2 separate regions of the Homo sapiens genome follow, and region 2 is linked to region 1. Evidence: read pairs that join two places in POLR2A ChIA-PET (ENCODE). Cell type or tissue: A673. All regions are shown on one strand. Links, peaks and the distances in the headings refer to the core of each region. The heading gives the core; the rest is flanking DNA.

Region 1 (15,969 bases), core at 2,715-10,714:
CCCCTTTCAACCATTAGGTAATTTAGTAAACCTGCTTTCTATATCTTCATTCAAGTTATGGGTTTAAACGATGTTGCCTGGGAGAGGGCTGAGGGCAGAACTATTGGTCATGCCAATATAGATTGTCCTCTAGACCTTGACATCAACCCATGTTTAATATTTTTGGGGTGTGGATACTGTTATTAAACCAACTACTAATTCCTTATATTGTGCGTCTCTAATTTATAATCCACCAAGGATCCAGAAGGCTGCTATGAGAAAAGGTATTAGTTGGTGCAAAAGTAATTGTTTATTTTCAATGAAAATAATGGCAAAAACCGCAATTACTTTTACACTAACCTAATAAAAGTTAAAAGCACCTTTCTATAATCCAATACACTTGGTCCCATGAATCTCCCTAATTTGCCATTCTTGTGACCCTGCTAAAGAAGAAAGTAAAGTTTACATGGTATTTTGCAGTAGATAAGAGATGTGAATTCAAGTATAAGCATCATAACCGCATTTTTGTAAGGAGCAAGAGTTGCCTGCCAAGAAGAACAGTGGTATGCATGATGGGGATGCCAGAAAGCTGGGTCTTTAAAAGAGAACTGACCGGCCAGGCGCAGTGGCTCATCCCTGTAATCCCAGCACTTTGGGAGGCCAAGGCGGGCGGATCACAAGGTCAAGAGATCGAGACCATCCTGGCCAACATGGTGAAACCCCATCTCTACTAAAAATAAAAAAATTAGCTGGGTGTGGTGGCACGTGCCTGTAGTTCCAGCTACTTGGGAGGCTGAGACAAGAGAATCGCTTGAACCCAGGAGGCAGAGGTTGCAGTGAGCCGAGATCACACCACTGTCCTCCAGCCTGGTGACAGAGTGAGACTCCGTCTCAAAAAAAAAAAAAAAAAAAAAAAAAAGAAAAGAAAAAAAAGAAAAAAAAGAAAAAAAGAACTGACCTAGGAAAGAAATGGGGAACGAATGGGGATTTAAGTTAATCAAGAGAAGAGATTGGGACAGTAGTTTGTAGGAAAGGTGCTAACTATTTGGCGGGCACAGGGTTCTGTCCTGTGACTGCAAGAATAAACCTTGGGCAAGAACCAAGAGTATCCCCTTATGTACAAGCCACAAGGCCTCAGTTCTTCCAGGTCTGGAAACTCCAGAGGTTCTGAACACAGGCTGTTTGGTGCCTCCGTGCCCCTGCTCATGTTGCTCCTCCATCTGGAATCCTTTTCCTTGCTGCCCACCTGGTGAACATCTGCTCATCCTTCCTTTTCATTGCAAGTCTGATATCCTCTAACAAGTCTTCCCTGTCTCCTCCTCCCCTCCAGTTCCAGACTTCCCAGGTAGAGCTCACTACTCCCACTGTGACCTTTTTTTCCCTGTACAGACTTCTGCATTTGCACCAAAATCATTTTATTACATAGAGGTTAAGGTCACAGAGCTTGAAGTTCAGAAGACTTAGCTATTTAGCTGTGACTTTGCCTCTTACTATAACCTTTCTAAATCTCAGTGTCCTCATTTGTAAAGTTGGGATAATAATAAATACCCACTAGGACTGGCATGAAGAGTCAATAGAAAATGAATGCAAAGCACTGTATTAGTTATCTATTGCTGCATGGCAAATTACCCTCAAATCTAGTGGCTTAAACCAACAATAAACACTGTTTCCTGTCTGTGGGTCAGGAATTTGGGAGCCGCTTAGCTGGGTGGTTCTGCCTTGAGGTTTCTCATGAGGATGCAGTTGCAATGTTAGATGGGACTACAGTCATCTGAAGGCTTGTCTGTGGCTGGAGGCACTGTTTCCAAGATGACTCAATGATATGGCTATGGGCAGAAGGTTTCAATTCCTCGCTGGCTATTGGTGGGCAGCCTCAGTTCCTCTCCATGTGGACCTTCCCACAGGATAGGGCTTCCTAAGTGTCTTTACCACATAGCATCTGGAGTCCCCTAGAGTGAATGATCCAAGAGAGACCTAGGTGGAAGCTGCATTATCATTTATGTCCTGGCCTCAGAGGTCATGTACTGTTATTTCCATAGATCCTATTATTTATACCAGCCCTAGTCAATGTGGAAGGGTGCTACACAAGCATGTGAATTTCAGGAGAAGATCATTATGGCCTATTTTAGAGGCTGTCTACTACAACTACTTAGCTCGATGTTTATCAAAAGCATATCATATGCAGGGTGCAGTGGTGTGTGCCTGTAGTCCCAGCTACCCAAGAGGCTGACGCAGGAGTGTTGCTTGAGCCAAGCAGTTTGAGGCTATAGTGAGCTATGATCATGGTCATTGCTCTCCAGCTTGGGTAACATAGTGAGATGTTGTCACTAAAAGAAAAAGCATTTCATAAGGGCTTAATAAACAGTAGCTGCTATTATTAATCCATACATTTGTATTCCCTGCTAGAAAATAAACCCTTTGAGGGCATAGATCATGTCTTGGGCCTGTTTGTACCTCAAGTCCCTAGAGTAGTGTCAAGCATACTGGTAGTTTTATACTAAATGCTGATGGAGAATACATGAATGAAGGCTTAGAGAGGGCTAGTCTGGTGGCAGGCTCAGAGTGAATGGGGAGAGAATTCACACCCAGATGTTAAATAGGATTCTGTAATTCAGGTGCATATCTGGAATTACCAAAGTGTGTAGAATCAGGATCTGAGAGTTCCTCATATTTTCATGCTTGAGTACCAAGGGTGTTTGATACCAAAACAGTAGGCAGGGCGAGGGTAGCTCTTATGACTCTCTTTGGAAAACAAGCCGTGAGCAGAAATTTGGCAGGGAGCAATGGTCCCATGATCTAAAGGGTGACCCCACGGATGTTTAATTCTCTGGGCCAAGGCAGACTTGGGAAGCTCTTGATATTTTTGTCATACTCAAACTCTTATCTTGATGTCACCTCTGTCCTTCTACCGGGCAGAACAATTTCCCTTTCTAAGAGACTCTGAGGTACATTTCTTAGAGTTAATTAAGAAGTGAACAGAGAGTTTCATGTCAGAGGCCCGCCCGGCTACTGCCGCCCTTTATGCAGGAGAGGGTCTGAGTCTGTGAGGTAACTGATACTCTAGTTGAGATTGAGTTTCCAGACGTCTAGCTCACATTGGAAGCCTTGCCCTGCTCCTGGGCTCAAAAGTTCACTGATTGTCCTTTTTCCACCGACAGAGCCCTCTGTCCTTACCAATGCTGTGCTTTTTTTGCCCCAGTTTCCAACAAGAAGCCACTCCTATGAGGCTGCAGCTCCAGGAGCCTCAGAGACAAAGACCAGTGGAAGAGCAGGTGTCTTCTCAGAGATTTTCCCATGTAGATCACATTCCCACTTGCCGGAGGTTCCATTTTTTCCCAGTTCCTTGAAATCCCAAACAAGTGACTTTACTTGTCTTTTTCTCCCTTTCTTAAAGCTAAGACAATGCAGGGGAAAATCTTTTTCTATCAGGGTGGAAGGAGCTTTGCACTGAATAATATTTTGCCTGTGGATAATAAAAAAGACATGCACATTGTAGATGGGACAGAACCATAGGAGACATATGATATTTGAATTGCCTCTAAACCAAACAAGAAGCAGGCATGGTGGTCTGCACCTGCAATCCCAACTGCTTGAATGGCTGAGGTGGGAGGATCGCTTGACCTCAGGATTCAAGGCTGCAGTGAGCTATGATTGCGCCACTGTACTCCAGTCTGGGTGACAGAGTGAGACCCCATCTTGAAAAAACGAAAGGAGAAATAAACCAAACCAGGTCACCACAAGGAAATGTGAAAGGAAATTTAAAATGCTTATTGATTGAAATAAAAAGAATACGACAACTGAGTCTGAAGGAAACAGTGATATGTCAGGGATCGTAGTAATTCAAGGCAACTGGACTCTGGAATGACCCTCATCTTGAAAGAGCTTTTTAAATTGTGTTTATTTCACTTTCCATTAGGATTTAACCAGAAAGAGAACATTTTTAATAAAGGCAGCATTGGGAAATGTGGCCAGTGGGAGAGTTGGGGGCTTGCGTGTATGAAGAATTCTTTGGGGCATAGGACTAAGGCAATAGAGCTGGACCAATACAACTGTCTTGTTTTTCAAATTCCACCTCTATTAGCTATGGAAAGAATTGTGTCATTCTTGGTAGAAAACCTAGCCAAAGTGTTCCCCTGGAGATGAAAACACAGAATAAGAATTTTAAGAAACCATTTTTTGGGGGAGTCAAAAGAATGTTAATGAGACAATTGATTAAGTTATACAAAGAAGTTAAAAATAAAATAAATACTATGTCCAGTTGAAATATTTCACATGCTCCCCTAAAAACCCAGCCCAAAACATAACATTGAGCTTTCAGAGGGGAAGCAGGGAGTGGGACACAGAAAGAAACCAATAAGGGAACAGCATGGAAACCACACTGAGGAAATAGAACTTTTAACCAATGATTATTAGAAAAACAACAGCAATCATTGATTAAACAAATTATGGTTCTAGGAAAAGGGGCACAAAACAGTCAGCCTTGGGAAGACTGCCATGTTGGGTAAGCTCTGAGTTTTAGGCATGACAGCTCTCATTTCCTGTGCAATTAAGAACATTGTTCTTTGGGTCATCTCAGTCAGTTGACAATCACTTTTTGAGCGCACACTGTATGCCAAGCTCTGTGTTAGATGTTGCGGCTATAACACCTACGTATCTTTATAGAGACGTAAAGCATGCTCCCTGCCTTACACAAATGCCCGTGGTATGGTGAATGTGATAAGGCATAATAATAGCTAAAATTTACTGAGCACTCCCTATGTTTTAAACACTTTACAAGCACTATAATCCACTATGAGAACAGAACTATATGGTTTTGGTCACATTTGTATCTCCATTGCTTGGCACATAGGTATTCAATAAATATATTTTTAAAATCCTTACAGCAACTCTATGAGTAGGTATCATTATTACTCCCATTTTACAGATGAGAAGACTGAGGTGCAAAGAGATTAAGCACTTGTTTGGTGTCATAGTTAGGAAGCCATGGGACAAGGATTTGAACCCAGGAAACACTGCAAAACACTACACAATGCTGCCCCTTGATAAGTACATGAGTAATCAAAATGCAAGACAGAAGGTAGAAAGCACTCCAAGGGAGACTCAAACAAACTGCCTTAGAAGTTCTAGACTCTGGCAAGGAAAGGGGACAGTGAGAAGGGGAGGATCCTTGGAAGAGATGGCATTTGAGTTGGGTCTTAAAATGTGGGTGAGATTTTCTCAAGGGGGTACAAGGGGAAGCATCTTTAAGATGAAGGAAAGTCAGGAACCAGCACTCAGAACTGGATAAGTGAAAGGTATATTTGAAGACTTTTATACTTCCAGTTTGCTGGGGAAGCAGCCCTCCTCCATGGCAGCAGCAGGAGATTATCTGGAGTGGGCCGGAAGTGGTAAGGAGCAGGGCTTCTTGTGCTGTCACCGCACAAGGGTTGCCTGGTGATTCAGCAGGTCCATGGCGTGGACCCTGGTGATGCCAAGGCAGCTGGTCTTGGACCACACTTGGAGCAGCTGGGTTCTAGAGGGCTTTGCTTTTCTGGCTCAAGGGTGTAGACTTTATTTGGTAAGCAAAGGGCTGCACAGATGGATTTTAAAGCAGGAAAATAAGGCTTTAGAAAGATGGCTTGGTGGTAGTGGTATAAGATGCCCTGGAGAAAGTTGGGCTTTGGTTTCTTTTTTTTTTTTTTTGAGACGGAGTCTCGCTCTGTTGCCCAGGCTGGAGTGCAGTGGCGTGATCTCGGCTCACTACAAGCTCTGCCTACCAGGTTCACGCCATTCTCTTGCCTCAGCCTCCCGAGTAGCTGGGACTACAGGCTCCTGCCACTGTCACTGGCTAATCTTTTGTATTTTTAGTAGAGACGGGGTTTCACCATGGTCTCGATCTCCTGACCTCGTGATCTGCCCGCCTCGACCTCCCAAAGTGCTGGGATTACAGGCGTGAGCCACCGCGCCCGGCCGGTTTCTTTAGCTCCTAACTTACAACTCTCAAAGCTCAGAATACTGATTCAGTCAGGGTCCACACAGGAAAACAGAAACCAAAGAGATGATTAACAGAGATCATTTAGCCCTTGAATTTGGATTGTCATTTATTCACCAGAGCTGCCTAGAAACTGTTCTTTCTCTCTCCTCCAAGACCAGCCAGAAGCAAAATTTGTCCTTAGTCTCTAGTGGTTAGAAAAAGAGAGGACATATTGCCTTGACTTTGGGCTATCCTGATGGGTCTGTTCAGGTTCAAACTGGCCCATCACCCAGCTCACTCTGGATCACTTTTTCACGATTGGCAGATCTGCTTGGGGAATGAAAAATGCTGCTAATATCAGCCTGAAAAAAATATCATCAGGAAATTAAATCTGTGGCTTAAAAATCCCACACTGCTTTCTGGCTCTGGTCTGTCTCCCAACTGGGATCTCTCCCTTGGCCCGGAGGCCTCCTTCCGGCCTCCTCCCCCTCCTCTGGTTCTCCCACCCGCTGTCTTCCCTCCCACGGCCTCCCCTCCTCCTCCTCTTCTCTTTCTTATCCTATAGGACCTCCGGCCTGCCTTTTTTCTTCTCTCTGGGCTCCTTCCTGGTGGCTTCAAGCTTCCCTTCCTGTCTCCAGGCTTCTAGCTTTTCCCCAGCTCCACGGAAGCATCTGTCTGTCTCTCTTTTACTTCCCATCAGGGAGTCCTAAATGCTGAATAGGCCCTTCAGACCAGGCCCTGAAGGGGACTTAGCTGGGGCAGTGGGGGGTGGGGGGTGCTGGGGACCTGCTGAGGCCATACAGAAGCCCATTGATAGGCAGCCCTTCCACACAGACAACCCAGTCCAGTCTCCATGGCTCCAGCGGAGAGAGGCGTCCCTTGAGGTGGTGGCCAACATCCCGGCCACCGTGAATGACCTCAGTGTCTTCGGTGGGCAGGGGGACCTTCATTCTGTAGCCTCCAAATCCTTCAGGCCAATCAGTTCCACCATGGGTGTTAATATATTCATCTTGAAAATAATTTGTCAGTACATCTCCATCAGTGGTGCTGATTTCATTAATTGGAAGAATTAGCTCTTTGTGGCCAATAGAAGTATATGGAGCCAAAACACACGGAATACTTTTCCCCAGTGACCCAGAGACCCTTGGACGAACTCCTGGGTGCCATGAAAATGGATCGTTTTGCAGAAAGAATACCATTGGATGTTTATTTAACATCACTCTCCATCCCCCCAAAAAGACCTTCAAAATGCTCTCACATCTGGCTGCTTTTCTTCTCTCACTTTTTTGTGCACAGCCAGGGCAGGGAGGAAACTTCATCAGTCTGAAAACATCCAGCAGCAAAGTGTAAATTAAATGTGCAGAGAGGCCAGGGGAAGGGGAGTCTTACATTCTGGGGGTGGAGTAAGACTGTGTCCTCACCCCCACTCCATACGGGCAGAGCTGGTTTTTTACCCTGTGTCTCCCATTAGGAGCTGTGTGACCTTGGGCCAGACACTTAACCCTTCTGAGCCTCAGTTTCCTTCTGGTAAAATAGGGAAATAAGCACATACAGGGCTGTTGGAGGGCAAAAGGGAATAATGTATGTAGACTGTATGGCACGTAGACACTTGATTGATGGTAGCTACTATTGTGGTTGCTGGGATCAAAACCAGAAGAGAATCCCAACTCTTCCCATGCCTCAGAGACTCACCATTGCTGGCCCCATTCAGGGAGACAGATGGGCAAAAGTAAGTCCTATGGGAGGAGACAGATGGACAAAAAAGAGTGATCAAGGGGATCGGATGGAATGACAGGTCAATGGGGTAACAGGCAGATGGAACATCCCATGGGGAAGGCGGATTTATGACAACCCAAAAGAGACCTTGAAAGATGGTGTCCCATAGGAAGGACAGATGGATGAGGGTCCAACAGGGGAGACAGAGAGATGACAGACCAAACAGGAAGGCAGATGGATGGCAGTTTTATATGGGGGGTGGGCAACCCTGTGATTGGGGGAGAACAGATGGACAACATGCTGACGACGAAGCCCGGGCTTCCTGTTTAGTCTCTATTCCTCAGGCCTGGACATCCCTGAATTCATAAGAACTTTGGGGCTCTGTGAGGATGAGAGAGAGAGAGAGAGAGAGAGAGAGAGAGAGAGAGAGAGAGAACTTCACACGGCTTGAGAAGATGTGAAACATCAGGGTCAGTCTGGCCTCTGTTCCTCCCTCCTCCCACAGCCCCTCCCTGGGTGGCCCCACAGATAAAGGCTTAGCCATGATGATGATGAGGAAGAGGAGGAGGGACAAAACTGCTTTTGGAAAGAAAGGGAAAATAAAAACTAGCTAAAGTTTTATTTATTTAAAATAAAGGCTCAGTTATGCTTGACTGTAAACACGCAGGCCCATCCCTCCCTCCCTGGCTCTTCTTGTGGCAGAGGGCTTGGACCACACAGTGAGCTGGGGGCAGGAGGCAGAGAGAAGGCCAGTGTAGGCTGGGGGAAGGGGTGGGACTAGGGTGCCCCAGGTGTGGGGAGGGGAGAGAGGCTGTGGAATTCAGTGACCTGCTGAGCACAGCTGGGTTGGGCTGGCTAGACCCTCTGGCCCTGGCTCCTGGTCCTTCAGCACACACCATCAATAGTCCATACGGCTTCAGCCCCACTTGCAGCACAACAAGGGGAGGCCACAATATGGGGATGCCAGGGACATGCACACACACACACACACGCACAGGTGTGCAGGCCTTTCTCTCAACTCTGTCTCCATCTCTTTGTCAGAGATAGCACAGTGGAGTCCTCGGGGAGGTGGGCCCAACTCCAGCTGTGAGTCATACCTTCTATTTGAACTAGAAATCCTACCTGCCTTTTGTCCTCTTTCTTGCAGGTTCCACCTGAATTCCTTCCATGCTTTTCAGCGACTGAACCATTTGGGTGGCCTGGAAGAGCCTGTGAGCTCCCTGGAGAAAGGAGACAGTGTGGATGGAGAAGAATCTGGAGTAGAGAGGAGTCTGGGGACCCTGCCTTTCAAGTCGTTTGTGTGAGGGCTGCGTTGGTGGCCCAACTAGCCAGGGAAGGGCTATGGTATGCGGGGTCAGGCGGGAATAGGCAGGAAATGTTTGTGATAAGAGGCTTCGCCTCTTGCAAGCTCCTCTGGTTTCCAGACCCAGCTGCAGGATAAGGGCCCAGGAGCTGAGCAGGGAGCCTCAGAGGAGGCTGCTGCAAGAGCCAGCTCTTGGGATTTCAGCAGGCAGAGTTGCAATCAGAGGCCCCTGGGGTCCCTGAAGACCATGCCTGGGGATAGAAACGACCCTGGGAACCCAGCCAGGGCTGCCTTCCTTTGGGATCAGGGATTTTCAATCATACTTCAGAGGGCCAAATCAATCCCTTAAGAAAAATAAAACAAAACAAACCCCAGCTTTGTTAATCCAAGTTGCTGAGAGGGTGGGAAGTACAGACTTGACCCCCCAGGGGATTTCATGCGCTGGATTGGTCCCAGTTGGAGCCATTCATTAATGTTAACCAGTAGAAATGGAAAATGGAAGGGTGCACTGACAAAAGACCAGGCTGGAAGCTCTGAGAAGGAATCTATCCCAAAGGGATCATCTGCTGGGGATAAATAGAGTCATCGAACAGTGTGTCATGCAGGCATTTGCAAAGCTTGGTGCTCCTTAGATTTCCAGTGTCGCCTCTTTGCCCAAGGCCCAGTGACTCCACCATCTGTGGTTGACTTGGCCAGCTCACAAAGGAGCAAGATGTGCTTCACAGGAACACCCCATGAGCGGGGATGAGGCTACAGGCCACTTGCTATTGTACCAGCTCCCCTTCTTAAGGATTAGCAGCTTCTATCTATCCCTGGAGGCTGCACTGTAAATGCCTGTGTAATGCTAATTTGTGGTTGGCAGGAGATTGATTGGGAAGGAGCAGGACAATGGCAAGAGGAGGCTGAGCTCCCTCCTCCTCCTGGTGTAATGGTGTGCTTGCATGCTGTGTGTGTGTGTGTGTGTGTGTGTGTGTGTGTACGTGTGTGTACGTGTGTGTCTTCTGGGAGAAATGTAGCAACAAGCCCACAGAAGAGATGATTATTCAAAGAGAGGAAGAAGATTTACTCACCGATGCCCAGAATCTGAAAGGCATGTCTGGAGTGGAGAGATGGGAGTCTATGAAGCACAAATCCAGGGAGATTTTTTGATGGGAATAAGTGACAACCCATCACTCTTAACATATTCTATTCATTAGAACCAAGTCCCTAAGTCCAGCCCACGCTTAGAGGAAGGGATTACATGGGAGGCAAGAATCACTGAGAGCCATTTCGGAAACTGCCTACACTTAGAAAAACACTTCAAGAGCTCCCGGCCAAGGGCCTGGCACATAGCAAGTGCTCAAGGAATTGTTACTTGGACCAGTGACTCTTCTAGGATGTGATCTAGGTTTTCCCATAGTGGCCTGGGTCTCTGCTGTCCCATCTTTATTCCTGTTGGCACTGCTGGGTTTTCAGCAAAGGCTTTTTCCTCTGACACTGGGAGGTTTGTGACTAGGCTCTCTGGGTGTGGGCCAGCAGACAGGATAGACGCTAACTTACACTCTTGCTGTCTTCCGAACAGCCTCTTCATGACCATGTGTGGTCTTACTTTGTGGTCAGTGTACAGATATTTTAATTTCCTGCTCACCTGCTCAGAGGAGGATCTGATTTCTTCTTGCATTTATTTTTCTCTCCGGCAGCCTGTGGACAGGTATTTCTGTCTGACCATCTGGTAGCCATTCACCTTTATGGTGGCTTGAGAAAGGAATCAATTTCACTTGTTTCTTTAGTAATATCTGCCTCTTTTGACAGCAAGTTACCTTTATCACCTCTTAAAATTCTTACTATGTTGCACCTTCTGTTACCTTGGGGGCTCTTTCAATCCCCTAACTTTGTGCAACTGCATCTCCCTCTTTGGTTTAGCTTCTCAGGCCTTTCTTTTTGCACCACGGTTTAATACATTCCATATATACTTCTAAGTCTGCTGGTACCTCTCCCCACCCACTGCCTGCTGAGAGTGACGGATTCTTCCTGGCTGGACCAAGTCTAAAGTAATCAGAAAACAACTGAAAGAGGAAAGCTGACCCCTGCCCTCATCCTGCCCCTCTGCAGACTTCTTGAGGCCTTTTGTCTAATTGTGGTGGGTAATGTGGGCAGGGTAAAAAATGGGGAAGATAGAGCAAATTTTCTGGGCAAGAATGAGGGGAGAGGTGAGTGGAGCGTCTTCATCTCGCTCTGGTTTTGTATCATGGGTGTCTCCAGGGCCTACTGTCTCCTCTGAGACTCCTAGAAAGTGAGGAGCCATGGATTGGTATCCTACTAACAGATGGAACATCAGAGGCCCGTGGTAAGGAGTATAATAAGCTCAGCTCGCCATGCTCTGTTTTGTTTTTGTTGGAAGAAGTGTTGAAAAAAGGAGTGGTTATACACTGGCCTATCTAGCTATAGAATACAAACACTTAGGGTGAGCAGCAGGGAATGCCTTTTCTGAAAATGATGCTGCATGGAATGGATGATTAATTCCCTGGTTAAAATGAAGCCAGACTATCTTTCAGAGTCTTAAGCCTCCTCCCAATACCCTCCACATACTAGTTTCTAATTGGTTAATGAATATGGTCACTATTTCTAGGGCCTGTTGCTCCAGTGTAGTGGTCAAGAGTGTACACTCCTATTTACAATAGCAAAGACATGGAACCAACCCAAATGCCCATCAATGATAGACTGGATGAAGAAAATATTGTACATATATACCATGGAATACTATGCAGCCCTAAGAAGGAATGAGATCGTGTCCTTTGCAGGGACATGGATGAAGCTGGAAGCCATCATCCTCAGCAAACTAACACAGGAACAGAAAACCAAATACCACACGTTCTCACTCATAAGTGGGAGCTGAACAGTGAGAACACATGGACACAGGGAGGGGAACATCACACACCAAGGCCTGTCTGGTGTGGGGAGGGGAGGGAGAGCATCAGGACAAATAGCTAATGCATGTGGGGCTTAAACCTAGATGACGGGTTGATAGGTGCAGCAATCCACTATGGCACACATATACCTATGTAACAAACCATACCTTCTGCACATGTATCCCAGAACTTAAAGTAAAATAAAAATTAAAAAAAATTACACTGGAAAAAAAAAAAGAGTGTGTACTCTGGTGAGATAGGGTTTGGTTTAGGTCCCAGCTCCTTTACTTACTAGCTATTCTTAGCTATGCTCTCAAAATTGTCACTTTTCTCATCTGTAAAATGGGTATATGAGGGTTTCCGTTTTCATAAGATTATTATAAGAGTTATACAAAGTAATAAATAAGAGATAATAAATAAATAAATGCATAGAGCGTCTAGTGTGTAGTAAACCCTCAAAGTCTCTTATGTCTTCTTATCTCTGCCCCCTAAAACTTTCCAGCAGCCAAAGTTTCAAATTTTGGAGCTTACCATCTCTGCTGCACAACTTACTTGACAGGGACTGTTTCTTTCTTCCCCCTCCCTTGAATGTTGAGCTGCCACAGTAATTGCATCAGATTACCCTCACCCCAATCTCCCTCCTAGACATTCTGTCCCTGGGACCTTGGCCCTGCTCTGTGCGCTCGTGCTCCATGCTTTTCTCTGGAGTGTGAGCCAGTCTCCAAGTCCAGTTAGCATATCTCTGTGGAGTGTCCTCTGGGGGCCGAGGGACAGTCCGGCTGGGAGGTCTTACTCCTTATCATGGATGACCTCGTTGTGAACCTTCTTGAGGCAGTGGGGAGAAATGTAAAACATTCAGACAAGTTGTTATTTGTCATCCCTCTCGCCCACCCCTAAAAAGTTAACAGCATTTAACTCCCTCTCTAAAACACAGAGTTTAGTCAAAACCCTTTTTGTCTATAGACATAGAGTGAACGTTTAATTTGGCTCTGGAAGCTGTGCTGAAGAAACCACTCAGGAGGCCAGAGGGGATGTCTGTGGTGGGTCAGATCTCTCAGTGTGAGAGGGGGTTAGACGCGGAGACAGGGAGGAGTCAGTGTGGTCTGAGGCTCCACGGTGATCCAAGGCTGTGTCCACAGTGGCTCTGAGATGGAAGCTTCCTTGGTTTCTGCAGGACACCCTGGCAAAGCAGTGTCCCAAGAACAGTGTGTCATCTTTTTCATTTGGAAACTGAGACAGTGGTCTCCTATTGTAACAGGACTCCCCCACTCTGTCCTCTCTGAGCCCCATCTCAGGAGATTTTTGGCATGGATATCAAGGCAAAAATGGGTAGTTTTTTCAGAGAAGATGAATCATCTGCATACTCTCTTCAGAGGGAATTGGCTTTCGAAACCCAAATCTCTCATGTGATGTAAATAGTGAAACTGAAGGCCGGGATGTCAGGGTGTTAGGGAGGTTGGCTATGCTAGGAAAGCAGGAGTGCTGAGTCAGTGGACGGAGGCAGATTTTGATGAGTATTGCGAATTACTGGTTTGGCATGGAACATGAAATGGCTTTGTACCAACTCATTGGTGGGGAAAAAAGGGGCTGGCACGAGCAGAGACCCTAACTGGCTTAGGTAGAGTGATGGTGTCTGTGAGCTTCTTCTCAGAGATCACAGAGCTTCCCAAGGAGGGTGGAACTGATAACTTCCCTAAAGCAAGGAAGAGGGTCATTCTCCTGTCTCAGTTACTACTGTTGTGCCCGTCGGAGTGGATAAAGCATATTTCTTAGAGAGGACCACAGAAGCGAGGGCTTTGGGGAGGGAGGTGATCTTGAGGAGGGTAGGAGAAGTGGAGTGAAGACATTTTTTCTTTCTGATTCTTCCAGAAGAGGACTAAATTGGTTGGTGGATGATAGTTGTCCTTTGTATGGAGGCTGGATGTAGAAGGTGCTGCAAGCTCTGCAAGCTGATTAGTTAATGTGGAAGCTGAAACCTGCCTTGGGAAGCTGACCATTGACCATTGTCTTGCTTTTACCTGGGTTGCTTCCTTGTTTCTCTTTAGGTTTTTAAGAAAGGATAAAGGCTGAACAGATCTCTGCAGTTACAATTATTCATACTAGAAGATACTGCTAACCTCTTTGTTATTTGAGCAGCTGGATGAGATTCCTGATTTCCATAATCTGTACCTGGAGGTTTATACAGGAGAGGATCACTGGGGCAGACTTGAACCATGGTGCCCACAAGTGGGGAGGGTGCTCCAGCGGCCATGGAAAGAACTTCCTTCTGCAGTTGGAGACAGCCTTCTGTGTGGGTGAGTGGAGACATAATCCCTTTTATCCTGGCTTTGGTTTGCTTGATTACCTCTTTAGCAGTGCAATTCGTGACTGCAACAGGTGTCAGACTTTGTAAAGGCAGAGGCTGAGAGCTGGCCAAGACACTTTGTCATTCCTGACCTGTATGGCTGGAACTTCTATACTATGAAGTCTTATTCCCAATTGCAGTCGCTTGTTCTAGGGATGGGAGAATAAGACATTGTGTTGATTTCTGACAAAGTCCATGAACCAGTCACAAAGGGCGGTCTCTTCTTCCAAATCCAGAAAAGAAGCTACGATGAAAGAATTGGGGTGGGTGGAATGGGTGTGAGCGATGGTGGTTTGTCACTGTCTTGGAAAATCGTCTTATGCTTTTACAAATCACAGGAAGTGAAAGAGAAGAAACAGCTGGATTCTTTTCATCACCTTGGCACATATTTTATCCTGAAATAACACACTACACTTTGAGAGAGTGTAGAAAGTGGGCAGTGCGATAGAATGGGAGCCGGGACACTGAGATTGTAGTCTGCTGCTGACCAGTTGTGGAACTCTGGCGAGTTGGCTCTCTGGGTGGATCCAGTTTGTCCTCTGTTGGAGGGAGCAGGGAGAGCAGGGGTGGACAGGAATTAGGTGGTCTCTAGTCTATGACTCACTGGCCGCAGCATGACCACCTCTCCCTCACGCAGCCAAGGATGGGGATTGCTCTCAGCTGCTGTGTCCTCTCCCCTCCCTCCCTCCCTCCCCAGCGGGTTATCATGCTGACTCGACTAACACAAACCCCCATCTGGATGCAGTCCAAACGCCAGATGTGCCCCCGATTAGTGTCAGTCTGGGGAATGTTTCCATGACTGAAAGGTCAGTGTCGGCTGGAAGTGCCCAGAGTGGGCGTCTGCTCCCCACCCCACGTCAGCTGCAAGGGCTGAACCTTCCATTATCTCACTGGCCAAGGAACGGAGCTGGGTGGGGTGGGAGGCAGCAGGAGTGGGGTGTTGGCCAAGTTCAGGAGGTCCTTGTTTTACTTGCCTTCTCTCTTCACTCTCAGGCTGAAGGACAGAGTGTGATTTTCTACTTGGAAGAGACTCCAGGGCTCTGCAGAGAGGGAAGCCCTGCTGGTGTGTAACCGAAAACACTTAGCTCTCCTTTAGATCTGCAATGTGCTCGTGTCTCTTCTGATTTTCTTAGGGGGGCTGTCACCTCCACTATGGAAAGAGAAATGAATGATAATATTGCGATGGGCCGGGCTGCCATGTTTTGCTCTATTTACAGGTCATTTTAAGTATCGCTTCTACACTTCAGATGGGCTTTCATGTTTAATTTCATGCTTGTAGGGCCATGCAAGGCTTTCCTCTAGGTAGCAATGAAAATTAAATACAATTGAGTTTGATGTGTACCTTATTGATTCCAGACCCATTTCAGCAGACTGTGACACTTCAGCGACCTGCAAATTCTACACATTAGAGTTCATATTTTATACAAACTCCGTACACCTAAGATGTGGACTTAACATTTCTACCAACAACATCCAACTTCCAACAAAAGATGCAGGCCCATCAGAAGATGAAAGCTACTAATGAAGATGCATTAAAGATGATATTTATGGCCACCCCTTAGGGAAAAAAAGATTCATAAATAATTTCATGGAAATTACACCCAAAATAGAGTCATAATTTCCTCAATTTCACGTTTTCCTTTTGGTTCTCTGCAGGCCACTTCTTGTTTCATGCGTCACCACAACTCCATTTTAAAGGGGTGAGGTAGGAGAGGGGAGAGGTTGTATGTTAACTGGCCTGGGAACGGCTAAGTAATGAAAACGGCTCGGCACCTGTGATTGATAG
Region 2 (15,969 bases), core at 3,125-11,124, 71 kb before region 1:
CAACCTTCTTATTTCATCTTAAATGTCAACTGCTGAGAGCTTCCCAGCAATTTAATCTAAATATTCCTTCCATAATTGTCTCTTGTTGCACTCTGATTATTTTCTTCATAGCATCTATAGAATTTACAATATTTGTAATCATATTGATTGCTTATTTTCTTGTTTATTGTCTTTCAACACAACTAGATTGGGAGGAAGGACCATTTGGGATGTTCAATAAATATTTATTGAATCAATGCTTGGATTGTGAGAAACTTAAGTGACAAACCAAAGTAGCAGTCATTTTCTTTTCTTTTCTTTTCTTTTCTTTTCTTTTCTTTTCTTTTCTTTTTTTTTTTTGAGACAGAGTCTTGCTCTGTCACCCAGGCTGGAGTGCAGTGACTGGATCTCGGCTAACCTCCACCTCCCGTGTTCAAGCACTTCTTCTGCCTCAGCCTCTGGAGTAGCTGGGATTACAGGCTTGCACCACCAGGCCTGGCTAATTTTTGTATTTTTAGTAGAGACGGGGTTTTGCCATGTTGGCCAGGTCGGTCTTGAACCCTTGACCTCAAGTGATCTGCCTGCCTTGGCCTCCCAAAGTGCTGGGATTATCTCACCCGGCCAAAGTAGCCACCATTTTCTATATCAATTTATTTCTTAATCTTTTTTCATGGAAGGATTTGTAGTACTCCCTGGGATCAAGTGTCCTTACTGAAACTCATCAACACAGCACATAACAAGTACAATGGCATAGCAGTAATATTTAACCTTTTCTTAAAATATAGCTTTATAAATGGAATATTCCCTCTGCTACTACCGTTCATACTTATTATAGCGTGAACATCTACTATGGGCCAAGCTTTGGACTAAAGAGCTTTTTACACAGTTTAACTCATTTAATCTGTACAAGACCCTGGGAGATGGTCATTATTGTCCCCATTTTACTGATGAGAAAACTGAGCCCAGAGAAGTGAAGTGACCTGGGTACAGATAATACAGCTAGTACAAGACCCTGGGAGATGGTCATTATTGTCCCCATTTTACTGATGAGAAAACTGAGCCCAGAGAAGTGAAGTGACCTGGGTACAGATAATACAGCTAGTACATAGTGGATATAGTAACATCCACTGTCTTTTTCTCTTTCTTAAGAACTCCATGAGGTGGGTGTTTTACCCAAGTGTTTCCAGTGACATTTATGACTTGTTTTAAGTGTTCTCAATATATCTCTTTAACAATCAAAAAAATATCAGCCCCCATAGTTGAAAGTTTGCAAAAAAAAAAAAAAAAAAGAAAAGAAAAATAAATTAACCATGAAAGCTTCAGTGATACTTTGGGCTCAAATGAGTTCTCAGGCATTTTCAGTAATATAAGGACTCTCATTATAACAGCTGAGAAATTCATAGCAAAATTACTGACTGTGGTTATGTATGTCACTTACTCTCTCCCCCCTTCTTTTTTTTTTTCTTTCTTTTCTTTTTTTATTATACTTTAAGCTCTGGGATACATGTGCAGAACGTGCAGGTTTGTTACATAGGTATATAAGTGCCATGGTGGTTTGCTGCACCCATCAATCTGTCATCTACATTAGGTATTTCTCCTAATGCTATCCCTCCCCTAGTCCCCCACCCCAAGACAGGCCCTGGTGTGTGTGATGTTCCCCTCCCTGTGTCCATGTGCTCTCATTGTTCAACTCCCACTTATGAGTGAGAACATGTGGTGTTTGATTTTCTGTTCCTGTGTTAGTTTGCTGAGAATGATGGTTTCCAGCTTCATCCATGTCCCTGCAAAGGATATGAACTCATCCTTTTTTATGGCTGCATAGTATTCCATGGTGTATATGTATCACATTTTCTTTATCCAGTCTATCATTGATGGGCATTTGGGTTGGTTCCAAGTCTTTGCTACTGTGGACAGTGCTGCAATAAACAATACGTGTGCATGTGTCTTTATAGTAGAATGACTTATAATCCTTTGGGTATATACTCAGTAATGGGATTGCTGGGTCAAATGGTATTTCTGGTTCTAGATCCTTGAGGAATAGCCACAATGTATTCCACAATGGTTGATCTAATTTACACTCCCACCAACGGTGTAAAAGTATTCCCATTTCTCTACATCCTTTCTAGCATCTGTTGTTTCCTGACTTTTTTTTTTTTTTAGACAAAGTCTTGCTCTGTCACCAGGCTGGAGTGCAGTGGTGTGATCTTGACTCACTGCAACCTCCGCCTCCCAAGTTCAAGCAATTCTCCTGCCTCAGCCTCTCGAGTAGCTGGGATTACAAGTTTGTGCCACCATGCCCAGCTAATTTTTGTATTTTTAGTAGAGATGGGGTTTCACCATGTTGGCCAGGATGGTCTTGATCTCTTGACCTCATGATCTGCCCACCTTGGCCTCCCAAAGTGCTGGGATTACAGGCATGAGCCACCGTGCCCAGCATATTTCCTGACTTTTTAATGATCGCCATTCTAACTGGTGTGAGATTGAGATGGTATCTCTTTATGGTTTTGATTTGCATTTCTCTAATAACCGGTGATGATGAGCTTTTTTTCATATGTTTGTTGGTTGCGTTTAAGTTACATTTGTGTCTTAGTATGTTTAGGAAAAAAGACAAGCATTTGCTAGCTGAAAGGGTCTTTCCACCTCTTCTTCCACATGAGGGACATTTTATGCAAACCTTTTTTGGTATCATGCTTTTTTTGTCTTGCTCTCTCATAAAGTAATTTGCTAACAGGAAAAGTGCCAACATTTTCTTGAAACAGTAATTGGTTCTAAGAGAAGACTCAGTGGGATGCCGCCATGATCTCAATGTCTGTGTCCCCTCCAAATTTATATGTCAAAATCCTAACCCCCAAGGTGATGGTATTAGGAGGTGGGACTTTGGGAGGTGATTAGGTAATAGGGGCACAGCCCTCATGAATAGGATTAGTGCCCTTAGAAATGAGACCTGAGGCCGGGCATGGTAGCTCACGCCTGTAATCCCAGCACTCTGGGAGGCTGAGGCGGGTGGATCATCTATCAGGAGTTCAAGACCAGCCTGGCCAACATGGCGAAACCCTGTCTCTACTAAAAAAATATACAAAAATTAGCTGGGCTTGTTGGCAGGCACCTGTAATCCCAGCTACTTGGGAGGCTGAGGCAGGAGAATTGCTTGAACCTGGGAGGTGGAGGTTGCAGTGAGCTGAGATTGTGCCACTGCCCTCCTGCCTTGGCAACAGAGGGAGACTGTGTCTGAAAAAAAAAAAAAAGAAAAAGAAAAGAAATGAGGCTTGAGAGAGCTGCATTGCCCCTTGCACATGTGAGGGAGGACACAGCTAGAAGGTGCTGTCTGTGAATCAGAAAGTGGGACGTTGTTAGACACTAAATCTGTTGGCACCTTGATCTTGGACTTCCAGCCTCCAAAATGGCAAGAAATAAATTTCTGTTGTTTATAAGTTTATAGTATTTTGTTATAGCAGCCAGAGTAGACTAAGACAGATGCCTTTAGAATTCACCTTTGTATTTGTTTGAAGTAACTTTTTTAAGGTGATATTAATATTTCTTTAGGACTTCCATTGGAGGTGAAAATATCACACCAACTGACTGTGATGCCTTAGCTTCAGAGAAGAAAAATAATCATCCTTGTTTAAAAAGTCCATCAGTTCTCCCTCTCCCTCTCCCTCTCCCCATGGTCTCCCTCTCCCTCTCTTTCCAGGGTCTCCCTCTCATGCCGAGCCGAAGCTGGACTATACTGCTGCCATCTCGGCTCACTGCAACCTCCCTGCCTGATTCTCCTGCCTCAGCCTGCGGAGTGCCTGCAATTGCGGGCGCGCGCCGCCACGCCTGACTGGTTTTCGTATTTTTTTGGTGGAGACTGGGTTTTGCTGTGTTGGCCGGGCTGGTCTCCAGCTCCTAACCGCGAGTGATCCGCCAGCCTCGGCCTCCCGAGGTGCCGGGATTGCAGACGGAGTCTGGTTCACTCAGTGCTCAATGGCGCACAGGCTGGAGTGCAGTGGCGTGATCTCGGCTCGCTACAACCTCCACCTCCCAGCCGCCTGCCTTGGCCTCCCAAAGTGCCCAGAGTGCAGCCTCTGCCTGGCCGCCACCCCGTCTGGGAAGTGAGGAGCGTCTCTGCCTGGCCGCCCATCGTCTGGGATGTGAGGAGCCCCTCTGCCTGGCTGCCCAGTCTGGAAAGTGAGGAGCGTCTCTGCCCGGCCGCCATCCCATCTGGGAAGTGAAGAGTGCCTCTTCCCGGCCGCCATCACATCTAGGAAGTGAGGAGCGCCTCTGCCCAGCCACCACCCCGTCTGGGAGGTGAGGAGCGTCTCTGCCCGGCCGCCCCGTCTGAGAAGTGAGGAGACCCTCCGCCCGGCAGCCGCCCCATATGAGAAGTGAGGAGCCTCTCCGCCCGGCAGCTGCCCCGTCTGAGAAGTGAGGAGCCTCTCCGCCCGGCAGCCACCCCGTCTGGGAAGTGAGGAGCGTCTCCGCCCGGCAGCCACCCCGTCCGGGAGGGAGGTGGGGGGGTCAGCCCCCGCCAGACCAGCCGCCCCGTCTGGGAGGGAGGTGGGGGGGGTCAGCCCCCCGCCCGGCCAGCCGCCCCGTCCCGGAGGGAGGTTGGGGGGTCAGCCCCCAGCCCGGCCAGCCGCCCCGTCCGGGAGGGAGGTTGGGGGGTCAGCCCCCCGCCCGGCCAGCCGCCCCGTCCGGGAGGGAGGTGGGGGGGTCAGCCCCCCGCCAGGCCAGCCGCCCCGTCCGGGAGGGAGGTGGGGGTGTCAGCCCCCCGCCTGGCCAGCCGCCCCGTCCGGGAGGTGAGGGGCGCCTCTGCCCGGACGCCCCTACTGGGAAGTGAGGAGCCCCTCTGCCTGGCCAGCTGCCCCGTCCGGGAGGGAGGTTGGGGGGTCAGCCCCCCGCCCGGCCAGCCGCCCAGTCCGGGAGGGAGGTGGGGGGGTCAGCCCCCCGCCCGGCCAGCCGCCCCATCCGGGAGGTGAGGGGCGCCTCTGCCCGGCCGTCCCTACTGGGAAGTGAGGAGCCCCTCTGTCCGGCCACCACCCCGTCTGGGAGGTGTGCCCAACAGCTCATTGAGAACGGGCCAGGATGACAATGGCGGCTTTGTGGAATAGAAAGGGGGGAAAGGTGGGGAAAAGATTGAGAAATCGGATGGTTGCTGTGTCTGTGTAGAAAGAAGTAGACATGGGAGACTTTTCATTTTGTTCTGTACTAAGAAAAATTCTTCTGCCTTGGGATCCTGTTGATCTGTGACCTTACCCCCAACCCTGTACTCTCTGAAACATGTGCTGTGTCCACTCAGAGTTAAATGGATTAAGGGCAGTGCAAGATGTGCTTTGTTAAACAGATGCTTGAAGGCAGCATGCTCATTAAGAGTCATCACCACTCCCTAATCTCAAGTACCCAGGGACACAAACGCTGCGGAAGGCCGCAGGGTCCTCTGCCTAGGAAAACCAGAGACCTTTGTTCACTTGTTTATCTGCTGACCTTCCCTCCACTATTGTCCTATGACCCTGCCAAATCCCCCTCTGTGAGAAACACCCAAGAATGATCAATAAAAAAAAAAAAAAAAAAAAAAGTCCATCAGTAATGAAACATCATCTTAGGTTTTTTTTTTTTTTTTTAAATTGCGACAGGCTCTCACTTTGTCATCCAGGTTGGAGTGCAGTGGTGCAATCATGAGTCACTGCAGCCTCGACTCCCCCAGGCTGAAGCAATCCTCCTGCCTCAGCCTCCCAAGTAGCTTGGGACTGCAGTTGTATGTCACCATACCCAGCCCCAATCTTAGTTTTTAGAAACAATTTTTTTTTTTTTTTGGAGAGACTGTCCTTTAGTCATAAAAAATTACAAGACATTAAAAACTTACAAGTGATTGGAAACTACTCAAATGTCCAGAATAGGAAGCCTGTGGCATGTTCATACAAAGGAATACTATACAGCAATATAAGTAAATGAACTGCAATTGTGTACATGGAAAATATAGATGACTATATCTATATATATACATATAATATATATACACATATATAATATACATATATGTATATGTATATATATAATATATAATATATATACATATATTATATGTATATGTATATATTATATATAATATATATACATATATGTATATGTATATATATAATATATAATATATATACATATATGTATATGTATATATATAATATATATAATATATATATTTTAACATGTTACTTTAGGTTCCAGGATACAAGTGCAGAACGTGCAGGTTTGTTACATAGGTATATGTGAGATAACTATATTTGTAACATAATGTTGAGCAAAAACTTTATGCTGAACAAAAAGGCCAGATGCAAAAGAGTACATGCCCTTTGATTCCATTTATATAAAGTTTTGAAACAGGTAAAACTAACCAGTGGTGTTGGAAGTCAGCTTTTTGGGGGTTGGGTAGTGTAGTTACTCAAAGGGGACAGTAGAGGGGCTCCTGGAATGCTGGGAATGTTCAGTTTTAATATTGGTTTCTTGGATATGTTTGATTGTGAAAATTTATCAAGCTCCATATACAATTTGTGCACTTTCAGTGTTGTAAGTTATACTTTCATAAAATATTGGGGGAAGAAAAGCCAGTAAGTGCAATGGACTTATGGGAGAGCCTGGGTCTCTGGCAGACATCCCAGCATCCTTCACTCCAGACATGATGGCAGCCTGCATACAATTCTGTCTCAGACTGAATGGTGGATGGTGGAGGAGGAAGAAGCTCTCTGGAGACAGCATGAGTGATCTCTAATTATACTTTTCTTTTTAGAAAAAGAATTTTTTTTTCTTCTAAAAGAGTGACTTTAAATGATAGTTCATGAAATAACCTCCTTGGTGTCATCTACTCGTGAAATCCTTTTTTTAACCAACAAATCCCTGCATTCTGTGTGACTAAACCTGTACACACATTTCCAGCCCAGCACCATACCACCAGATAGGGTGGGGCAGTGGCACCCAGAAGGCTTGTGATACCACAGATCTGGATTCAAACCTCAGCTCTACTTCTCACCTGTTCTGTGACCTAGGGCAGGGAACTCTCCCTGATACTCAATCTCCACCTCACAGGTTGACACTGGGAATTACATGAGGCCTCCCCAGGGATTTGTGCCTAGTAAAATGCTAAACACAAAATGGCAGGTGTTTGAGGAGTTGTTCTTTACTTATATCACCTCCAATGATAATCCTACATAGTAGGCAATATTTCTATTTTGCAAAGGAGGAAACCAAGATTTTTGAAGCAAGATTATAACTACTGAGTGACAGGGCAGGATTTGAACCCTACCAGCCCTGAGCTCAAGTGTCCAACCCTTCTGCTATACTGCCTCTGCACCTGCAGCTGGCCACACCGATATGGTTCCAGGGACCCTGGGGGATGAATGGAGTAGAATCTCTCCTGGATCCCTGATTGTTTCATTTCCCAGCTCCCCTGGCTGTAGGCCCTGAAAGCCCATTTCTCTTCTCTTCCACCTTCCTCCCTAAATCACAACCTCTTTCTGCCCTCCCTCTGTCCCCAGAGTCCTAGATGCCAGGGATCCAGAGAATTGAACTGTGCCCTTCCCTGGGCCAGCCCTGAGTTGCCCCTTAGGACAGCAGTGTTCAGCTCTGTGGGTGGGGAGTGACGGCAGGGAGCACTTCTGCCCAGACCAGGCCTCCAAGATCTGTAATTGGCTCCTGCAAGACCCAAGAAGAAAGTCTAGGCCATAGAAACAGCAGCACTGTTGGGTAGGACCAACCACACAATCTGCATGACCTGGTATGAAATAAAAATGCAGGGCTCCTTGTTAAAAAAAAAAGAATTTTGGCCGGGCATGGTGGCTCACGCCTGTAATCCCAGCACTTTGGGAGGCTGAGAGGGGCAGATCATCTGAGGTCAGGAGTTCGAGACCAGCCTGGCCAGTATGGTGAAACCCCGTCTCTACTAAAAATATAAGAAGCAGCCGGGTGTGGTGGCAGGGGCCTGTAATCCCAGCTACTCAGGAGGCTGAGGCAGCAGAATCACTTAAACCCAGGAGGCGGAGGTTGCAGTGAGCCGAGATCGCGCCATTGCACTCCAGCCTCGGGGACAAGAGCGAGACTTCGTCTCAAAAAACAAACAAACAAAAAAACCCATAACCAGGCACGAGCCCTTCTGAGCTTGGGACCTTGGGCCTGCCCCTTTGAGTCCTATCTTGTGATTTTGCCAAATGGAATCCTGAGACTTGTGGCCCTGGGCCCTGGTCCAGACCACAGAATCCATGCTTGTTTGATTCCCTAGTCTCAGAAGGGACTAGGTTGTTAATGAAGTCAGTGGCCTGTGAGTGCTTAGGGCCTGAACAGAAAGATTGCAGTGACCTGGGGACTTGCAGCCCCAGTGATCTAAGGCTCTTAGGTCATGCTGACCTCTAGGGTAAAGCCTCTGCAGTGTGGCCTCAGGCTTTAGGGCTGTGGCCGGCTGATGGAGCCACTTTGTGGTCGAGGTGGGGGTATTAGAGGGATGGATGGTTGGGGTAGTGATGGGGAGACGAAGTACCTGAGTAGTAGATTAGAAGGCTAATGGTGGGGCTGAAGGGGTGCTTGGGATCTGGGATTTGGAAAAAAGAGGGAGCTGTGGCCTCCAGGGTTAAGAATGCCACAGGCCAGGACTTCAGAAAGCTGGGGCTGTTGCCCTACAGACTCTTAGCTTAGAATGGCCAGAGACTTCCAGGGCTCTGGAGGCACATCCTAGTGTTTGAGGAAGGGGTTTAGGGACATGCCGGCCCCTTTGGACCATGAGGGAGGTTGATAACTGCCCTTTCTTCTTCAGTAGGGACCTCTGCATGCCTAGTGTTCAGGGCAAAGCCTTTAGTGTGTGGGCCACCCCTTTTACTAACCTCCACCCACAATGTCCCAACCCCTTCCTCCAGACCCTCTTAGCCCAGACTCAGACAGGAAGAGCACAGCCTTTGGCATTAGAGAGATCTGGACTCCAATTCTGACTCAGCCATTTGCTAGCTGTAAGACCCTAGCTAAATAATTTAACCTCTCTGAGTCTTGGTTTCCCCATTTATAAAAGGGAATAATAAAAGAACCTGTCTCATATGAGTGTGAGGATTAAATGAAATAATAGAACCAGAATGACTGCCATACAGGAAATGCTCAGTGTAGGCGATATAAGACAATTGATGCCAAAGGCAGCCTGGTGTGTGGGGCTAATTTTTTCTTTCTCTCCCTCTCTCCCTTCCTTCCTTTCTTCTCTCTTTCTCTCTTTCTTTTGACAGGGTCTCACTCTGTTACCTAGGCTGGAATGCAGTGGCATGATCATGGCTCTTTGCAGCCTTCACTTTTCCAGCTTAAGCAGAACTTTCTATCCCAAAGTGTGGGTGTGAGATTGAAAATGAAAGTGCTTGTGGCCAGGCACGGTGGCTTTCAGCTGTAATCTCAGCACTTTGGGAGGCTGAGGTGGATGGATTACCAGCCTGGCCAACATTGCAAAACCCTGTCTCTACTGAAAATACAAAAATTAGTCAGGCGTGGTGGTGGGCGCCTTTAGCCCCAGCTACTCGGGAGTCTGAGGCAGGAGGATTGCTTGAACCCGGGAGGCAGAGGTTGCAATGAGCCGAGATCGTGCCACTGGACTCCAGCCTGGGCGACAGAGCAAGACTCCATTTCAAAAAAAAAAAAAGAAAGTAAGTACCTGTGGTGCAGAAGCTCCTAGCGCAGTGCCCAGTGGGGGCACACATTTAATCTATTTGTTCACCTCCTCTCTGAATGTCCCCTCTGTTCTGCATAGCACTTGGGGTCCCCTTGGAGCCTGTCTTTCAGGCTTGTCCCTAGACAGCTTATGTCATGTGGCAGCCTGGCTCAGCGAGCAGCCCTGATTAGAGGGTTTTGAGCAAGGATGAGTGGAAGAAGGTCAGAGGAAGGGCAGGAAAACATGCCCTGAGGGGAGGCCTTGAGACCTTGGGTGTACTCAGAGGGGTGGTCTATCTGGCTGCTTTGCCCACTGGTCCTGCCTCTAGTCTGACACCCCAATGTCTGTATCTGCCACCCACCCAAAGCCAGTCTAAACCTCTCTGCCCCACTGACCCCAAAAAGGGGCCTTGTCTCTCCACTCCTTGGCCAATAATTCAGGCCCAAGCGGGCAGCCCCCCGCCATGGTCTTCCTTACCTGCATGTCTTCTCAATCTGACCGTAACCCTCTCCTCTCTTGATTCATCCCAGGCTTCAAGTTTTTCCCACACCTATTTAGCTCCCAACCCACCACCATCACACCACATTCTAATCCAAACCGACCACCCCATCCTCAGAATAGCCTTTCTGCCTCCCCCTCTGCCCCCTTCAGGGCTCTGACAAGGTTCCTGGGCCCCCTCTGAGATCTCTAGAGGACAGTGCCCTTCTGACTGGAGGAATACTTGCCATTCATTCCATTCTGGCGAGGGCAGAAGCCTCAGGCTGGAGCGTGTCCTATCCCCTCGCCTCAGGCCTCCAGACGCCCCTGAAGTGCCCTTCCATTTGCCCTTCTCCATCCCCCACTGAGGGCCGCACAGCTCTTGGGTACAGTGAGTTAGGTCTCGTCCCCACCTTTGTTTATGTAATCCTTCCCTGCAGTAACAAGGTGTTTACTGTTGCACAAACACATTTTGGTTTAATGGCTGACAGTAAAACTGTCTGATAAAGTTTGATTTAGCGAAAGAAAGCAAAATAAATCTGGGGGCACAGGGAGCTGTTGGGAGGAGAGTCTCCTAGGGCTTCTAGAGAAGGGGCAAGAGAGCATGGCCGGAGGGGCCCTTCTGCACTTCCCTAGCCACTCCTGCCTGTCTTTTAGCAACACCTCTGACAGCTCCACTTCAGGAAGCTGAGATCCCACTGAAGCTGTGAGCTCACGGCCCTGGCACTTTCTTGCCATAGCATTTGCTTTTGTCTGCCCTTGGGCATTGCCTCCATCCTTCAACCTCCAGTGTAACTTGTTCCTCCCCTGTAGAGCCTCCTGATTGCCTCAGCCCAGATGCAGCTGGCAGTGTGTCATGCGAGGGAGATCCCTAAACTAGAAGACCTGGGAACTAGATCTAGCTCTGGTATTTACTGGCAGTGTGGACTTAAGGAAGTCACATTGACTTTAGAGATCTCTGCTCCCTCTGCTGCAAAGGGGTATGCATGGAAAGTACTTGTTTTTTTTTTAAATTTTATTTTAAATTTTTTTTTGAGACGCAGTCTTGCTCTGTCACCCAGGCTGGAGTACAGTGGCGTGATCTTGGCTCACTGCAACCTCTGCCTCCCGGGTTCAAGTGATTCTCCTGCCTCAGCCTCCTGAGTAGCTGGGACTACAGGCGCCCGCCACCACGCCCAGCTCAGTTTTGTATTTTTAGTAGAAACGGAGCTTCACCATGTTGGCCAGGCTGGTCTCAAACTCCTGATCTCAAGTGATCCGCCTGCCTCGGCATCTCAAAGTGCTGTGATCAGAGGTGTGAGCCACCGTGCCTAGCCAAAGTACTTGGTTCTTAATAAAACCCTACCCACATTTAAGACACTGCTATCTTGCCTCCTCTGAAATCTCACGAAGCACATATTGGCTGTGAACTCCCTTGTACTCCACTGGCAAAGCAAGGCAGGGTGAGGATTTGTTCTTGTATGTGGGCGATGATTCTGCAGCCCGTTGCCAACTACTCTCTCTCCCTTCAGGGCTGTCTCCTATTCCTGATTTGTCACTATGGGACTGGGGCTGGAAAGTAGGTACCCACGTAATATTTCTGAATGTTTCATTGAAGTATAAACATATACAGAAAAGTTAAAAAATCATAAGACTACACCTTGATGAAATTTCACAAAGTGAACACACCCATGGGACCAGCACCCTGAAAATTTCTCCCACTTCTTCCCAGTTGATATCTGCTCGAGGGTGATCACTGTCTTGACTTCACCATAGATTAGTTCCACCTGGTTTTGTACTTTGTGTAAAGTAAAACTGCAGTTCTTTTATATTTGTTGCTGTGTAGTATTTCATTACATGAATATAACACCATTATTTATCCATATTGTTGATGAGTCTTTGGGTAGCTTTCAAGTTTTGTATTGTGAATAATGCTGCTATGAACACTCCTTTTTTAGGAGACAGAGTATCACTGTGTCGCCCAGGCTAGAGTGTATGAAACTCTTGTACATGTATTTTAACGAACACATTTCTTTTGGATGAATTCCTAGGATGGAACTGTTGGGTCAAAGGGTATGCACAGGCGCATCTTTAAAGATATTGCCAAGTAGTTTTCCAAAGAGGATGCGCCAATTTACTTTCCAGCCAATGTTTGGTATTGTCTGTCTTTTTCATTTTAGTCATTCTGGTGGGTGTGTAGTGGCATCTTATTGATGTTTTCATTTGTATTTCTTATTATTTAAAAAGTTGAGCACATTTTTATATGATTTTTGCCATATAGAGATGCTCTTTTATGAAGTGCTTTTTCAAGTCTTTTGCCCATATTGAGTAGTTTGTCTTTTTCTTATTAATTTGTAGAAGTTCTTCATATATTCTGGATCTGAGTCCTTTGCCATATATATTTGCAAATATCTCATCCCACGCTGTGGATTGCCTGTTCAATCTCTTAATCATGTCTTTCAAAGAGCAGAAGTTCTTCCTTTTAATGTAATTCAACTTATTTATGTTTCCAGGAAGTATGTTTTGGCTGGTTATATCTAGTCATACTGGTTAAATCCAGTTTTCCATGCTGTCTTGTATTTTGGGGGAAACAAAAAGATGATTTCCAAGGAAAACCTCCCAGTTCAGGTCCAGTGGTTCTCCTGGAAACATTTTCCATTTGTAAGCTTGAGCACCCCTGGTTCCTATGCCTGGAAACCTCCCAACCCTTTGGACTTTCCCAGGAATCAAGATTAATTAAACAGACAGCTCTTCCCTCTTCCATTTTAAATCTGATTAGCTTACTCCAGAGAATCTAAAAGGCCAACAAATATATAAAGAGTTGCTCCAACACATGAATAATTAGATAGTTGCAAATTAAAGCAATAATGAGATACCACTTTACATCTATTAGACTGGCAGGCATAAGAAAGCTGGATAACACCAAGTACTGGCAGGGATATGAGGGTATATGACTGCTCATCCTCTGCTTCTGGGAATATCTCAGGGAGCAGAGCATGCAGGCACTACTGAATTACGACTATATCCTATGAACCAGCAGTCTAACTCACACAGGCCCAGGAGGGGACATGGCAGGCATGTGCATCACAGCATTGTCTGGGTGTCATCCCTGGGGAAGCAGATGGGTAAGATGTGGTAGGTACACACCATGTTATGTAATAATTAGAAGCGATGGATTAAGTGTCCATGCAGTAACACACATGAATCTCTGACACAATGCTGGGTGGAAAAATTAAATACACAACATAATATTATTTGCATGAATCAAAACACTTATGCACAAAAGAAAAATAAGCACTTTGCAAAAGCACAAAGAAACAAAATGATACTCATCAAACACATTGAGAAGGTTGCCAGTCGGGGGATGGGAGTGAGGAATGAGGATAAAAAGGGATTTTAAAAAGCTCTGACCCTCAACCTTCTCTTGCTTACTACATCTTCTGGCTCAGTGTTTAAAAAGCTCCTTCTTCCATCATCTCTTCCAGTTCTGCTTCCCAGTGATCTCAGCCCTCACTTGTCAATCTCCTTTCAGACCAGCCACTCTCAGGCCATGTCTGGACAACACAAGTTAACATTTACATTATCCACATTTTACCCTGGATGAGTACTCAACACACAGCAGTGGCCAAGGTTCAGCCCCACAAGACTGGGCAGCCAGAAAGCTTGAGGCATTACATCCTATTAGCTATTGTGTCTGGTACCTGGGAGTTGTTCAGCAAATGTCTTTTGAATGAAATGAAGAATGGTTCTGCTGTTCACTAGCTGTGTCAACCAGGGCAAATACTTTTGCCTCTCTGAGCTTTGATTCTCATATATGTCAAAATGGAGATGATAATTACAATTCTTCTTTCCCAGGGTTATTGTTAAGGTCAGATGAGATCATTGCATTGAAGGCATTTTGTTAACTGTAAAGAGCTATCCAAAACAATGGAGAAAGTGTAGAAGAAGGATGTTGGGGGCTTGAATCCCAGCACAGCCTTGCGAGGCCTTGAAAAAGATAGCATCTCCTAGTCTCAGATTTTAAATTCTGTAAATTGAGAAACAACAGTGTCAACCTTGCAGAGTTTTTATGAGGATTAACAACAATGCAGGCAACGTATTTGCTTTGTAATAGTCATTAAAAGTAATGGCTGGATGCATGTGGTGGCCCAGGCAGGCTGATCACCTGAGGTCAGGAGTTTGAGACCAGCCTGGCCAACATGGTGAAACGCTGTCTCTACTTAAAATACAAAAAATTAGCTGGGCGTGGTGGCAGGCACCTGTAATCCCAGCTACTCGGGAGGCTGAGGCAGGAGAATCGCTTGAACCCGGGAGGCGGAGGTTGCAGTCAGCCCAGATCATGCCACTGCGTTCCAGCCTAGGCAACAAGAGCAAAACTCTGTCTCAAACACACACACACACACACACACACACACACACACACACACACACACACATAATGGGAAAAACCACAAGTACTTTGCACCAACCAAATAGTAGGTGTTTGAGAACATGGGAGCTCTGTATCTTCATTCATTAATTTATTAAATGAGTGCTTATTGAATGCTGCTGAATATATGTGTCCCCCCAAATTCATATGTTGAAATCCTAACCCCCAAAGTGTTGGTGTTGAAACTGGCACAATTGTCCCATAGAACTGATGTTTAAGGTTTCCTTTGAATGAACATAGAAATAGACCCTCTCTGTCTTAAAACTTATGAAAGTTACAATAGTTTTATCTGAGTTCCTTTCTCAGGAAACCAGCCATCAGGACTGCTAGATAGTATCAAGGAACTGAAACCAGATCACTGCATCTGGACCATGAGAGGCCAGACCCTTTAGCCATCATGACTGCCTAACTAACCACCTGCTTCCTGTTGACCAACTCCTCTTCTTTATCCTTCTCTAATTCCTGTTTCCCTGCATGTAGTTACATTTCTTCCCTGCTATATAAACCCCTGATTTTAGTTTGTCAGGGAGATGGATTTTACACTGATCTCCTATCTCCCCAGCTGCAGCCCCTGATTAAAGCCTTCTTCCCTGGCAATACTCATTGCCTCAGTGACTGGCTTTGTGTGTGGTGAGCAGCAGGACCTAGATGGAACCCCTGGTGTTTCCGTAACAGTGTTAGGAGGTGGGGGCCTTTGGGAAGTCATTTAATCATGGAGGTGGAGGCCTTAGGAATGGGATTAGTGGCCATATAAAAAGGCCCCAGAGAGCTACCTTGCCCCTTCCCATGTGAGCACACAGCTAAAAGGTGCCACCTATCAACCAGAAAGTGGGCCCTCACCAGACACCAAATCTGCCAGCACCTGGATCTTGGACTTCCCAGGCTCCAGAACTGTAAGAAGTAAAAATTTCTATGGAATGTTATTATAGAGCTTGAATGGACTAAGAAAAATCCCTACATTGTGCCAGACAGGGTTCTAGACACAGAAGGGAGCAGTGAACAAAACAGACACAACCCTAAAAATTCCTGTCCTTTGGCCTGGGGAGGAGAGAATCAAACAAGAAATAAAATGAGTAAGAGGGACAGTATGCGAGATGATGATAAAGGCTATGGCAAAAACTGAGCAGGAAAGGGGAATAGGGAGCCCTAGGGGTGAGATGGAGGTTATTTATTTATTTAAGCAGAGTGGTCTGGGAAAGCCTTTTGAAGAGGTGATGTTTGAGCAAAGACCTGAAGGAAGTGGGAGAGCAAGCCCTGGGAAGTGCAAAGGCCTTGAGTCGGGTCATACCTGGTGTGTTCAAGGCACAGCAAAGAGGCCAGAGTGGCTGAGATGAGCTCAGAGACGTAAAGGCAGCAGTGAGGCTGATGGTGTAAGTGCTTAAAGCTTGTTGTAAATTCTATCTGACTGCACAGGAATAGCCCATGAAAGGAGAAAAGATTGAAGAAGCTGTAATTTTCAGTG

The links. Peaks named below come from ENCODE experiments on the same cell type or tissue, not always from the same donor. Only the 100,000 strongest peaks of a DNase experiment are listed, where the experiment ranks them.
Region 2: POLR2A ChIA-PET joins it to region 1 with 11 read pairs; 5 of 35 experiments call an interaction of 5 or more read pairs at or near these places.

What each region holds. Positions count from the first base shown.
Region 1 is chr2:41,931,440-41,947,408 of GRCh38, reverse strand. LINC02898 (long intergenic non-protein coding RNA 2898) reads left to right here. Exons shown (of 4, transcript NR_161189.1): 4 at 8,796-12,041. It overlaps LOC124905996 (a long non-coding RNA gene), which reads right to left and starts at 10,101. Exons shown (of 3, transcript XR_007086296.1): 1 at 10,022-10,101; 2 at 8,771-8,868. LINC01914 (long intergenic non-protein coding RNA 1914) reads left to right here and starts at 13,686. Exons shown (of 3, transcript NR_110263.1): 1 at 13,686-14,133; 2 at 15,177-15,246; 3 at 15,540-15,810. RefSeq lists enhancers at 7,127-7,721, 9,504-10,098, 15,667-15,969 and a silencer at 8,746-9,040. In A673, for the core only: no CTCF peak of the experiment used is centred there; DNase peaks (open chromatin) are centred at 6,488, 9,438, 9,808 and 10,108; H3K27ac peaks cover 6,353 bases.
Region 2 is chr2:42,003,295-42,019,263 of GRCh38, reverse strand. No RefSeq gene overlaps it. Among named protein-coding and RNA genes, the nearest start is that of PKDCC, 37 kb to the left of the region's middle. In A673, for the core only: a CTCF peak has its summit at 6,397; no DNase peak of the experiment used is centred there; H3K27ac peaks cover 1,329 bases.